Regions from separate parts of the Mus musculus genome. Here region 1 is linked to region 2. The links are chromatin loops, found by intact Hi-C in ENCODE. Cell type or tissue: gastrocnemius. All regions are shown on one strand. Each heading gives the region's core, and the rest is flanking DNA. Links, peaks and the distances in the headings are about the cores only.

The links. A loop is a pair of places that touch in the nucleus more often than their neighbours do. Peaks named below come from ENCODE experiments on the same cell type or tissue, not always from the same donor. Only the 100,000 strongest peaks of a DNase experiment are listed, where the experiment ranks them.
Region 1: it touches region 2 in a loop (1.8-fold over the local background); 3 of 42 quality-filtered maps call a loop at or near these places.

Annotation. Positions count from the first base shown.
Region 1 is chr11:88,298,477-88,301,382 of GRCm38, forward strand. No RefSeq gene overlaps it. Among named protein-coding and RNA genes, the nearest start is that of Ccdc182, 5.9 kb to the left of the region's middle. In gastrocnemius, for the core only: no CTCF peak of the experiment used is centred there; a DNase peak (open chromatin) is centred at 1,081.
Region 2 is chr11:88,379,706-88,382,611 of GRCm38, forward strand. All of the region lies in intron 10 of Msi2 (musashi RNA-binding protein 2), which reads right to left. Among named protein-coding and RNA genes, the nearest start is that of Mir378b, 28 kb to the left of the region's middle. In gastrocnemius, for the core only: no CTCF peak of the experiment used is centred there; a DNase peak (open chromatin) is centred at 1,656.

The DNA.
Region 1 (2,906 bases), core at 88-2,587, 81 kb before region 2:
CCTCAGCACAGCACCCAGACAGGGACAGTTGGAGGATCCAGGTGAGGCTGGGGGTTGGATGAGTCCCAGGAGGGAGGAGCAGGAAACGGGATGTTAGCGGCCTATGTTGGCTAATGACCCTCTCTGTTCTGTTTGGAGCCAGAGGCCTTGCTGCTTGTCCTATAGTAGGAAAGAAAGCCTTGCTTCTCTTCATCTTCCCTCCCCACAACTTGGGGTATTTGGAAAGAGGCCTTTTCTATGTAACTTTGGAGCTCCTAGGGATACCGAGGGCTCCTCATCAAGTCACATTTCATAGATGTCTTCACAGACTGGTGGTCCTGGAAGACAGAGAAGCCCCCTGGGGGATGAAGGAGACAAGAAGAGACAGGGGATGCAATGCAGTGGAATGTTTGGTTAGCAAGTATGAAGCCCTAAGCTTTCTCTCTGGCGCCATATAAACTAGGAATAGTGGCGCACCACTATAATGCCAGCTCTGAGAAGTTCAAGGCTATCCTCAGCTACATAGGGAATTCAAGATCAGCCTGGGCTAGCCTGGGTTACATAGACATTGTGGTTTTGTTTTTATTTATTTTTATTTACTTTGAGTTTTAAAACCTTGTTTATTCTTATTTCATACGCAATGGTGTCTTGCCTGCATATTTGTCTGTATAAGGGTTTCAGATCCCCTGAAACTGAAGATACAGTCAGCTGTGAGCTGCCAGGTGGGTGCTGGGAATTAAACCTGGGTCCTCTGGAAGAGCAGTGCTCTTAGCCACTGACCCATCTCTCCAGTCCTTGTTTTTCTTTTTTTCTTTTCTTTCCTTTCCTCTCCTCTCCTCTCCTCTCCTCTCCTCTCCTCTCCTCTCCTCTCCTCTCCTCTCCTCTCCTCTCCTCTCCTCTCCTTTCTTTCTTTCTTTCTTTCTTTCTTTCTTTCTTTCTTTCTTTCTTTCTTTCTTTCTTTCTTTCTTTCTTTTCTTTTCTTAAGAGGAGACAGCTCGCTTCCTCTTTCGAGCCAGCTGTCCTCCTGGCTGTGAACAATGCAGTCCTGCTGCTCACTTTCTCTGAGGTTCTAGGGCTGACAGGAGACAAAGTAACAGATGGCTTTCTTTCTGCCAACAGCAGAGTTCTCAAAGGTGTCCTACAAGCTGTGGTCCTCCGCTAGCTTTCCCAAGCATTCCCAGCAGCCAGAGGCTACAGTCGGGGCAAACATCATGTCACCAAGTGAACCCTCAGCAGTTAAGGGTGCACTCACTCCCTGTGGCCCTGAGGTCTCCTTCAGCAATCAGGGAGTCTGTGAATGAGGAATGGCTAAACAGCAAGGAAAAGAAATGCAGTCATGAAACATACGGAGCCTTGGGTTCAATCCCCAGCATCCTGTTAACTGGGCATGACGGAGCACGGTTGGAATCCCAAAAGTTCAGGAAGCTGAATTGAGAGGAAAGTTGAGGGTTCGGTGCCAGCCGAGGCTACCTAGCTCACTCTCGGAATAACTTGGCATACATAGTGAGTGGCGTCCATAGCAAGCAACACAGACGGAAAACAGTAAACGAATTGTAAGCCTTGATTGATCCTACCACTTCCAAGAAGTCTCAGGAGCTTGGAGGTGTGCTAAGTGGTCCAAGTGGGTGCTTAAGTCCCCTTCTCCAGAAACACAGGAGACAGAAATGCCAAGAGGAGGCAATCCTCAGGTCTCCCTTCCAGCCTGGAAGAGTCTCTGTCCACGTGATACGGCAGCATTATGGCTGGGTGGCCCGCAGTGTGGACAGCGGTAGTTGCTGGACCAGTAGGCCATCAGAAGGTTGGATGCTTTTCAGATGTCCTGTCTTGTATGTGTCTTTGGAAGGTATTACTGTAGGAGCGTGGTCTGATGCTGGTCTCTGGTCCATCTGACTCCTTCCTTCTGATTCCTCTCCACAGCAGAGAGGGTCAGGATAGACAAGCTGTCTGAGCTCAAACAAACCTCTGCTACAGCTGTACAGCCTGGGACCCTCGATGCATTGCCCTAAAGAAACTGCCACAGTGATGCCAAGGCTCTGTGACTCTGTGCGGTCGACATGTTCGTCACTAGCCATTGTGGCTGCTGGGCATTCGGTACAGGACTGGTTTAGGAACTGAATTTTAAATTTCTCTCATTTGCATTAATTAGCCCTTCATCATTGGTGACTATAGCCCCAGAGCCTCAACTTCCCTGTTTCCCTTACCAGGATAGGGAGGCTCCTTTCTAGGTGCATGGGGTAAAGCAACATGAAGTGTAGGAATGGCAAAAAAGTTAACTAGAAGTTTTAAGTACAATTTGGTTTGCCAACCCAGGAAGATAATCTGTGTTTCCTGTCTTGAGGACTCTTATTGGTTGTGCCCCAGAAATGACTGGGTGGCCCAGAGTGCAGGGAATAGAAGTTCATGATTCTGTATGCGGAGCTAGAAGGACTACCATGGTAAGAGAAAGGTTGTATGGGACCCTGGATTTTCCAGCCCACCCTGTGTCCTGGGCTGGTTGGAAAGGAGCACGGGAACCTTTTCCTAAGTGTATAGCAGGCCAACAGAGTGTCTCTAGTTCTGTCCTTGCCTTTCTTCCCGTTGGAGTCACACCATTAAACACAGCAGAAGGGTTTCTTAAAGAGCCTGCCAGCCTGCAAGGCTCACTAGGGTTGAAGGTAAGAACCAGCTCCATGTTACTGGGCCAGAATGGGGATCAAGGAAGAGTTATAGAGTGTGATGGTCCAAGCCTGATAGCGACAGCCCCAAAGGCAGCACCTTGGGAGCAAACAGAAGGGTTCAGCCTCATGGCCAGCAGCAGAACAGTGGCCTGCAGAGAGAATGGCTGCCTTGGTGAACAACTCCCACCTCCTGGGAAAGGTCCAGAGAGGAGCTCAGATAATCCCCACGGGGCACTTGTATATTTGAGACAGGCAGGCAGGGCATGTCCT
Region 2 (2,906 bases), core at 95-2,594:
ACAGAAAGGCCACAGGGCTACCCCCTTGAAGCAGCTCAGTACCACTCTAGATAGAACAGGTATTTGGAGAGAGTGTTATCTGCTTTTCTGGAAACTTGGCAAAAGTACTGTTCTCTGGGCAGACCTGGCAGCTGGTGTAAGTCACAGCCCTGTGCCCATAGCCAGGGTTCTTCCCCCAGCCTGCCCATTTGAGGAATACTATCTCCTGGATACTCAAGATGCTTACTCTGCCTCTGTAGGCTGTGACTGGCCACTAACTCGTCCTTGTTCAAAGCCTCAATATCTTCAACCAATGTCACCTAGCAGCAGCTCTGCTGACAAAAGGTTATTTGAGGTCCTCTTCAAATGAACAGGGCCTCTCTGAGCTAAGCTGCCTCACCTCAGACCACCTCCTAATGAGCACTATTCAGCCAGCACCAGGGACTGGCGCTGGACAATAACTAGGAACGAAGAGGGGTTTAGTGGCTGTGAGTCCTGACGAGCCATCCCAAGGGTAACTAAGCCTCAGGTGTTCCAAGGCTGGCACCCTCAAAAGCCAATCGCCATTGGTCACAGTGGCATCAGAGACCCGATCTCTCTCCATTGCTAAAGAGGCAGGGAACACACTGGCAACTTCTAGCCCCAGCTGCTGGAGAAGGGTCTCCCCAGCCTGGGACCTACACAGCCCCTCTCCTTCTTACACACAGTAGCTCAGGAGGGGAGGCATCAAGGCCGGGTTACAGGATGCTGGGTTGGCTCTCCCGACAGCCTGGAACACTGCAGATAAGGTAGTCAGTCAATGAGATTTTGGGCAGTTGGTGCTATGTTAACCTTTACTGTCCTTAGTAGTGCTGGAAGATCCCAAAGAGCCACCTGCCAGCCTGTGACAAGGGAGAGGAATGTAGCTGAGAAGGTAAAACTGAGGCGATGGGGTGCAGACAGGAGGGGACAGCCTTCTGGACTCACTTTTGACGCTTCTATTCTGCCCTTTGCACACCCTAACCCGCTATGGAAGGCCACCTCTATCATCCTCCACTGTAAACCCTCTTCCAACTCTTCTTTGCTTTGGGGCCTTGACTCACTCTGAAACCTGATTCACACTCCCTGCCAGTTCCTCACTCAAAGCCCCGAGGCCTGCCCCGGGGACTCCCTGCTTCCCTGGGGCACTCTGATGCCACTCCTACCACTGATGAGCAGATTCAGGCAGCACCACCGTGAGAACTAAAGATGGGAAGATCACTCTAGAAAGCTTACTTCATTAGCCACTTGGATGCTCAGAATTTCATTCTATGGCTGTTACTGACTTGCACAGCTTATTCACAGACACACATGCATATACCATCCCTCAAGTACAACTCAATTAAAAAGTCACTTTCTTTTTTTTTAGAGCACAAGGTCACCTGGCTAAGAAGTGGCCCTAGAATAAAAGACCCACCCTCCACATCACCATCCAGCAACTTGTCTATTGCCCTTTGACCTACACTGTTCTGGGAGTTTGGAGAGCAAATGGGTGCCCAAGTGTGTGCACTTATGTACAGACCCGCCCCTTATGCAGATGTGAAATGCTGTCTTCCTGTAGAAGGGAGTGATGGCACAGGGAGGGGCAGGGCGCTATCCCACAGCTGTCACAGGCAGATGCTCTGTCTTTGCTCAAGGACAGATCACCTCTATCAAAAGCCCAGGGCGCTCTGCCAGAGTGCCGAGACAGAGGGGAGAGAGCTGGGGCCAGGCAGCAGCCGGGGGGGGGGGGGGGGGGGGGGGGGGGAGTTGGCATGCTTCTACAAACTGCTGTCCCAGGTGCTGGCTATCTAGTGCATTCACCTCCCCCGGAGCGAGAACAGGACACTCTCAGGTTAAGAGACGGCAGCACACAGCATGTCCGTGATAAACAATTTATTTTTCTACCTCAGTTGCTTACAGGGGGAAACATAAGATGCCATTAGGGAGCAGTGCAGATGAACTATTTACAGCACCGCTCATGAGAAAGCTTGTAGGAGAAAAAAAAAAAAGGAACTGGCTGCATCAGTTATCTTTAACCAGGGGAGCCAAACTGCCGCTCTGTGAATACCAAGGATGCTGACATTCAGACGTTCAGATCCTCCACTCACACTGGGTGAGTCAAGAAGAGCACGGGTCACTCACGGTCTGAAAACACTAGCTTTTGTGGGTGCAACTGAACTATTCTTACTAACTCCAGAGAGCAGGGACATTTCAAAGAGGAAAGCAGACAGGGTCATCATGACACGATCCTTCTGGGGAGGGGGTGGCTCTCAGAGAGCAAGCCCTGAAATGTAGCCTTGATTTGGATGGTCCCAGGTGTTCTGTCCCTTCCCACTCGGGCAGTGCCATGGGGTAGGGGTAAGGCATATGAGGCAGGGAGGTGAAACTGGAGGAGGAGGGTCCAGTGAAGATCAGTGCCCATCAGTGAAGTGCATGGAAGGGCTATGACTCTGCTATTTCTTCTCAAAGCCAGATGAGTTTATTGTGGCAATAGCCACCAGGAGACCAGCCCCAAAGGCAATGGCAACGAGACAGTGTTTACACTGATGCTCTTTCAGATTCCATTTTCCACACAGTTTTGTAGAAGGGTGTGAGTGTTCACACTGGACACAGGCACTCCCTCTAGATCAGATAGCTGCAACCCCTCTGGGCCACCAGCACTTAAAAGCTCGCCCGGCCGGCAAGCCTGTCTGATCATTATTCTAAAGAAGCAGCATCTTCCTGGATTCTATGAAGGCCCTATGAAGTCTGCGAGCAGGTCCTTACATTCTGGGGGAGCTGGCCGGTGGCGTGGGGGTGGGACGGGCCACAGCGCACTCAGGAAGCTAAGTGGGAGGGAATGGGAGCGTGAACGTTTTCTGAAGCAAAACAAAGCAAAACAACGAGGTCTCTTCCAGAATTTGAAACGGAAAAAAAAAATCATTTTC